2 separate regions of the Homo sapiens genome follow, and region 1 is linked to region 2. A link is a contact called in ENCODE Hi-C or POLR2A ChIA-PET data. All regions are on one chromosome and are shown on one strand. Each heading gives the region's core, a stretch centred on a gene start or an enhancer-like site at or near the end of the contact. The rest is flanking DNA. Distances are from core to core; before and after follow the strand shown.

Region 1 (3,658 bases), core at 774-3,273, 42 kb before region 2:
GCTGTGCGCTTTTACCTGAAAGAGGCCAAAGAGTCAGGAAATCTTGAAACAAGGTCTGAAGGAGACACCCTTCAGCCTGGCATGAGTTAAGTTCAGTCCTGCCTGGAGGCAGAGGGAGGGATGAAATGTCCTGTCATAGAGTCTAGAAGTCTGGATCAGGGCCAATTCATGGAAACAAAGCATCTCATTATGGAGAGAGGTGGAGAACAGCAGGAAAAATCTCCAGCCTATTTGTCTGGGACTTCAGAGCAGTGTAGAAGTTTTCTGGCTTGATCAGTTTTAGACTCTGATGATAATAACAAAAACAAATTTCAGTTAAACCAAAATGAAAGAATTTCCCATGATAATGCCATGAATCTTGGATCTCACTCACTGGGGAGGTTAAAACACCTGAGAACAACCAGCATGAACAACTTAGGCACTGTTGAGAATGAAAACAGAGAGGGATAAAAATTATTGCTAAGTTGGATGCAGCCATAAAAAAGAATGAAATCACGTCCTTTGCAGCAACATGGATGTAGCTGGAGGCCATTATCCTAAGTGAACTAACACAGGAATAGAAAACGAAATACCGCATCTTTTCACTTATAAGTGAGAGCTAAACATTGAGCGCACATGGACATAAAGATGGCAACAACAGACACTGGGGACTACTGGAGAGGGGAAGGAGGGAGAGGGGCAAGGAATGAAAAACTATCTACTGGGTACTATGCTCATTACCTGGGTGACGGGATCATCCATACCCCAAGCCTCAGCATCATGCAATTTAAAAAAAATTATTGCTAAGTTGGAAATTTAGGATTCGACTCTGAGGCCTTGGAGCTTGTCAGGGAGGGTTGGTTAAGTGAGGGTCCTCCCAGCCTAGTGGCTATGCGAGAACTTGCTTCTGGGAACCCATGGTGAAGGCTGGGTGTGTCTGAGCGTGTGCTGAATTCCTGGCTTCAATGACAGACTACCAGGCGGCTGAAGAGTCTGTCATTGCTGATGTCATCATATTTACAAGATTCATAGGTCCCCTCTCCAGAATGAGGGCCTCTCTGCCCCTGCTGCCATCTCCCACCACTGTGTGCACTGTATGAAGAAGCAGAGCATCGTGGGAGGCAGGGTGAGGGACTCCTGGGCGTGTCTGCCCACTCCCACCCAAGGAATGAGGAAATGATTGCTTGGATAATTCACACTGCACTTCCACTGTCCTGGTCATGGCTTCCATGTTGCAGGCTACATTCAGCTAGATTTAACAGTAGAATGTTCTCATAAGTGTGCTGTGGTGTAGTGGTTACCATGGTTACCTAACAGTGGAATCCCCTCACTTTAGAAAATCTTCAAAGAGAGATTTTGTATTTATCTGGGATGGAGGCAGAAGTATGGATAAGAGGATATCTTAAATTTTCCTTTCTTTTTCTTTTTTTTCTTTTTTTTTGAGCGTGTGTGTGTGCGTGTGTTTTGTTTTGTTTTGTTGAGACAGGGTCTCGCTCTGTCACCCAGGCTGGAGTGCAGAGGCATGAACAGGGCTCACTGCAGCTTCAACGTCCTGGGCTCAAGCAATCCTCTCACCTCAGTCTCCTGAATAGCTGGGACTACAGGCACGTGCTCCCACATCTGGCTTTTTGTTTTTAGTAGATACGGGGTCCTACTATACTGCTCTGGCTGGTCTTGAACTCCTGGGCTAAAGTGATCCTCCCGCTTTGGCCTCCCAAAGTGCTGGGATTACATGCATGAGCCATTGTACCCAGCCTCAGATTTCTATTGAAATACTCTACAATACTTTTCTGTCCTGTGCCTGTTAAAATCTATTTAAATTATCTTCCTGCCAACATCCTAGGGGTTCAAAAGAGTGTGGGTGCTTCGTCCGACTCCTTCAAGTAATTGTTTCTAGGCTCTGCCTCTAGAGATGCCATTAGAAAACTGATAGGCATGGGGAACCAGCTTCTCCCCAGAGAGTGAAACTCCCAAGCAACCAGTCCCACATTCCTCTCTGACTCATGCTCCCAACCCCCCACTGTGCCCTAAAGGTCAGTGGGCTGGGAAACAGGCCACATCTAGGACAACTGCTGCTGGAATAAGATGTCTATCCTGATAGCCAGGACTTACCTCCTCCCATCCTCAGCCCTGGGTAACTCCCTGGCCCGTGCCCCAAGTATTGTGATAAGATGCTACCAGTGATAAGAAGAGGATAGTCAACAAGGAATCTACCCTAGGGCTGACAGCCTCACTGGGGAGGTCATATCACAGGCTCCATGGATCATCTCTGATTCCTCCACTTGCCATAGCAGAGCATCCCCCTGGCCCCTGAGGAGGAGACACTTCTCATTATCTGAGTCAGTGGATGAGAGCAGAGGCCACATGATTTTGTCATTTGCTGAGTGTCTGCCATGTGCCAAGTCCTATGCTAAGTGCTAAGTATTCAATGGTGCACAAGCCTTGTATGTAGCTTACTGTCTAGTAGTAGAGGCCACCATTAAACAGTTTCACAAATGTAATTAGTGTTACAAAGAGAAAAGAGAAGTGAAATAAATCCTCATTGCTTTATCTTTGGATACCTACACTCATACACATACATACAAACACACCCTTTGAGTCTATCCCTGATGCTTGCTCTGACTCAGTGTTTCTGTCAAACCCAAGGCAGTGGAAGTATGGAGTCTGCAAAAATCCACAAAGTGGATAGTGCACAAATCAGGAATAAGGAGTTGACCCTATGCCAGTATGAAAATTCACCCCTGGCTATAAGTCTAGATATAAAAGTCATATCAAAATTGGTCACAAAATTCTATTTACACATCTAGGTTGAATAAATTTTATCTTCACTTCCTCAAAGCCACCCATCTCTGAAGCAAACGAGGCAAAAAAAAATTTTTTTAGAAACCAGAGGTGCACGCAACCATAGGGAAGAGAGGCCTTAAAAGATGGGTTTGAGTCACCCTTGCTTCCTCTCTCTATGTCCCGTTCTGATATCACTGAGTCTGGCCTGCAGACAGAGCTTTGGAGAGTCTTCTCATTCATTTCACTGCCTTCAAAATCTGCAGACAAATGCTAATTGACCCTATTCTTCTAGATCCTCAGATAGAGGGACTGCCCAGTTTCCTTCAGTAAACCATGCTGTTGGAAAGTTCTTCTTTGCTAATTCTATTTATTATTTCTCTACAAAATTAATTCCTTTCTTGATATTTTGTCTTTTAAATCTAAATATGCCAAGGGGAAGAGGTAGACACATTATAATATTTCCCCCTCATAATCTGAAAAGTATAAAAGCATAAACAATTTGAAAAGTGACCACCTCTTCTTTCTGCTTCAGAGAAAATTCCAGCAGAGGTTCAAGGTGAAAATATCACAAAAATTTGGGAAGCTAGGGCTGGGACTCTTCTCCTCTGCCATCAGTTAGCATAACCCAGGTTTGGAAGACCTCTGTGCAACAGGCTGGGAAAAATCCAGGGGCAGTTTCTAGGTGGTATTTCCTTCCTTCAAGTAAGGTGACTCCAGAAAGTTAAAGGTCAAGGGATAGATGCCAGGTGTAAAAGTTTCTTTGCTTTACTGTGAAACCTTTTCATACAGAAAAAATGGGTAGGCTGAATGAGGCAAGGAGCATGTGGCTGGTTAAGTTAAATTCTGCAGGCCATCATATGATTCCAGAATAGAACGAGGCAAAACAAAGTGTGGA
Region 2 (3,649 bases), core at 86-2,585:
ATTTCTCAAACTGAATTTAATGGAATGCTAATGTCCCAAGAACGAATAAGAGGTTTTCCTTTAAAAGTGGCTTCCATGGTCTAATAATTTGGAAAATATTGCAAATGATGTCTCCCTCTTGAGATTTCAAATGAATATTAATATGTTAAAGGTTCTGAGAAGCCCTGCTGCTTAAGATTTTAATTTTGTCTCATTCACTGTCTCCTAAAATGACCTGATTCAATGCTTTTTCAAGAAACCCTTATTAACATTAGGTGAAACCTCAGTGCTTTGAGGATTACACAGTTTAGGAAACAGCACTCCCTTAAACACAACAAGGAGGAGGGGCTGAGTTGGGTTCCTTCTTTTTAAAAATCATTGAGAAGGAATAAGCTGAGCACACATACACGCGCAAGAGGCTGCCTCCTCTTCTGTGAGGGAAAATGGGGAGCAGGGCTTGATGAAATCCCAAGAGTAAAAATGATCCACCAAAGGCTTAATGAAAGGAGATGGTTTGGGTTCAGAACTAAGTTCTTCCAATGGTGGTAAGGGAGAGAAAATGTATTGTTATTCTTACAAGATGTCTGGAAAAGGGTACTTCAAACCTTTTAGTTAAAAGATGGAAGCATTGGGCTGGGCGCAATGGCTCACACCTGTATTCCCAGCACTTTGGGAGGCCAAGGGGGGCAATCACCTGAGGTCAGGAGTTCAAGACCAGCCTGGCCAACATGGCAAAACCCCGTCTCTACTAAAAACAAAAATTAACCAGGCATGGTGGCGCACACCTGTAGTCCCACCTATTTGGGAGGCTGAGGCAGGAGAATCACTGGAACCCAGGAGGTGGAGGTTACAGTGAGCCGAGATCGCACCATTGCACTCCAGCCTGGTTGACAGAGCGAGACTCTGTCTCAAATAAATAAATAAATAAATAAGTAAATAAATAAATAAAGATGGAAGCATCAGCATTCTCCATAGCAAAAATCAGTAAGCTCCCATCCTAAGAGAGGAGAGCCTCACATATAGCAGGTGTTCAATAAATATTTGTCAAATGAATGAATCAGTGAAGCAAGCTGATTTGCCTCAAGCAATGGAGAGGGCCCAAGTCAAATGAATTGGAAGTCACTGCTAGTCTTCTGCACCTCCAGGGAGGGTTAACGTTCTATGGGAAGAAAGAGTAGGAATATATGACCAGAGAGCCCTAACCTTTGGCTCTCTAATTTTCCACAGGGCCTGAGGGATTTTTCTGGCAAACCCCAGCAATGGACCTGAGTATAGTTGGTGGAGGGAATGAGTCAGGTTGAGCTGTTTGTTTGTTCTCCAGGGCAGGGTCATGCAAGAGTCAATAAACACACTGGAGCCTCTTTGACTGGAGCTTGGAGCAAGAGATCGGCTTGTTTGTTCTAGAGAATTTGAACTTGGGTCAAAATGGCTCTCAAGGCCTCCCTTCCCCGAGGTAGAGGCCTCCAGGCAGCAACTGAGGTTATCCATTGGGCAGCCAGGTGCTCTACCTAACAATGCATTACACATAGGAAGGTCCCTCCACCAAGCTAGTTTTTTATTTTATAACCTGCAGTGGACACACCAATCTGCCACCTACTAGTTATGGGATGTCTTATTATTTAATACAGGCCACAAAATTGGTAATAGCATCAAGATCAGGCAAGGGCATAACCAAGTTGGTTCATAGGGTTACAGAATCCCAGGACTGGAAATAACCATAAGAAGGAATTTCAAATAGGTGCCAACTGCCTCTAAATGGGATCAGCATTCCCACTACCCCTAAGTTGACAGTCTTCTTTTCTTTCCTGAAATGCAGAGGTCATTTGAACTTTCTCAGACTATCCCAGGTCTAGCTCTAGTCAGGCAGCAGTATAAGCTCCCCGTGTGTGTTCTGAGGGGCCTTCCCCTTAAGAAGTTCCTCATCTAAGTAAATTGACAGAACACAAATATCTAAAAAATGACTTCAGAGGCCGGGCACAGTGGCTCACACCTGTAATCCCAGCACTTTCAGCGGCCAAGACAGGCGGATCACCTGAGGTGGGGAATTCTAGACCAGCCTGAACAACATGGAGAAACCTCGTCTCTACTAAAAATACAAAATTAGCCGGGCATGGTGGTGCATGCCTGTAATCCCAGCTACTCAGGAGACTGAGGCAGGAGAATTGCTTGAACCTGGGAGGAGGAGGTTGCGGTGAGCCGAGATTGCACCATTGCACTCCAGCCTGGGCAACAAGAGTGAAACTCTGTCTCAAAAAAAAAAAAAAAAGACTTCAAAATGCTTATTAAGCAATAAAGCAGCAGCAAGTATAAACCAACAATGGGGCTGAAAAGATGCAGAGTCAAGAAATATTCCAAGTAAGAAGGGGTTATTTTGGGAAGGTTTCCTGCAAGAGGGAGTGTGGAATTGGGTTGGAGAGGAAGCAAGGAGCAGAAGGGAGAGAAAAGTAAAGGCAATCCAGCCTGAGGAGGGGGAGTGCTTACAGGAGGTTTCAGAGGCAGAAAACGTGTGGCATGGACAGGAGGCCAGGGAGGAGCTCAGTTTGCCGAAAATAGACAACAGGAAGGGACAGAAAAGAACCGAGGGGAAGGCGGTTAAGGGGAGCCTTGCAAGTGAGGCTAGAGTTTGTGATGCGCAGTAGCACAGTGCAGTTTCAAAAGTGTGAGTCAAGAGACACGGGTTTCAGCCCTGGATCTGCCACCACCTCATGTACCATAAATCTCAGTCTCCTCATCTGTAAAATAAGGACATTGTATGAGAAGATTAATAAGGTCCCTTGCAGTTCCAAAGCTGCAATGCTGAGGTACAAGAGACAATAAGGACTACCACGGCGGGTCCTCAACAAATCCATTTAATATTTTTTCCCTTATACAAGACAAGTCTAAGTTCCCTTTATCCCTGAGACTGAATTACAACTTGAGCATATTTACTACGTCAAAGATTAATCCTCTAAACCCAGCAAGCTCGCTGGTTGAGCAGCAAGGAAATATCTCTATAAAAAGAATAGACTCTATAAATTATTGGTCACTTACCTAGAGTTGTTACTAAATTATTTTAAAAGGATATATATTCTGCTCCTACACTCTCACTTCTGTCTCTCTCAGACTAATTGCTTCCTGAACTAGGAAGGGTGTCCAAACAGAGACCTAGGAAGTTTGATATATTCCGGATCCTTCAACTGCTGGGATTCCAGATGATAAATAAACTGCGCAGCGGAATTTGTATCAACCTATTCACAGACTTGAAAGGAGTAAGAGGGTAAGTCATTGAAATTATCCTCCTTTTTCCTCTTCCACATTCTGAGCAGCATAACATTTCAACTGGCTTTAATTGAGATAGTGTCAGCTTCTACCCCAGCCTTTAGCATATTGTATTCTCTGTCCACCACTCTAAATAAGAGCTAGCGTAGTGACTGGCACATAGTACTTAGCGTGTGACCATTCTGTGCATGAATGCATAGATTGAGAAATCACAATCTAACTGAGAAGGTCTTCCTAGTGGCTAGCCTTAGTCTGATGCTGTCACAACCACTCTCCCCTGCTGCTGGCTGGGCCCATAAATGACATCTCCCTGCACCAGAGTTAGGTGTCTACTGCTTTATCCCAGTACCCTAGGCACTCCTCTGTCACAGCTCTTCTCATGCTCTATTGTAAATTCTGGTTTACTTCTTTA

The links. A loop is a pair of places that touch in the nucleus more often than their neighbours do. ChIA-PET counts read pairs that join two places held with the same protein, here RNA polymerase II (POLR2A). Pooled maps may share reads with other maps.
Region 1: a loop to region 2 is called in a map of PC-9, with 5 times the contacts of the local background. The contact joins two enhancer-like sites. A Hi-C loop is called at or near these places in 2 of 168 maps with a recorded cell type or tissue (PC-9 and endothelial cell of hepatic sinusoid) and 1 of 50 pooled maps. POLR2A ChIA-PET finds 5 or more read pairs at or near these places in 2 of 52 experiments (OCI-LY7 and activated T-cell).

Annotation. Positions count from the first base shown.
Region 1 is chr12:53,866,181-53,869,838 of GRCh38, reverse strand. The region is part of intron 4 of LOC105378250 (a long non-coding RNA gene); the gene reads right to left. Among named protein-coding and RNA genes, the nearest start is that of HOXC13, 71 kb to the left of the region's middle. RefSeq lists enhancers at 433-1,632, 1,851-2,020. Within about 2 kb of position 2,023, at least 4 of the 41 ENCODE cell types and tissues checked have a DNase peak (open chromatin) inside an H3K27ac peak, as active enhancers do; they include PC-9, where a contact is called at or near this core.
Region 2 is chr12:53,823,142-53,826,790 of GRCh38, reverse strand. The region is part of intron 1 of LOC105378250 (a long non-coding RNA gene); the gene reads right to left. Among named protein-coding and RNA genes, the nearest start is that of CISTR, 73 kb to the right of the region's middle. Within about 2 kb of position 1,335, at least 3 of the 41 ENCODE cell types and tissues checked have a DNase peak (open chromatin) inside an H3K27ac peak, as active enhancers do; they include PC-9, where a contact is called at or near this core.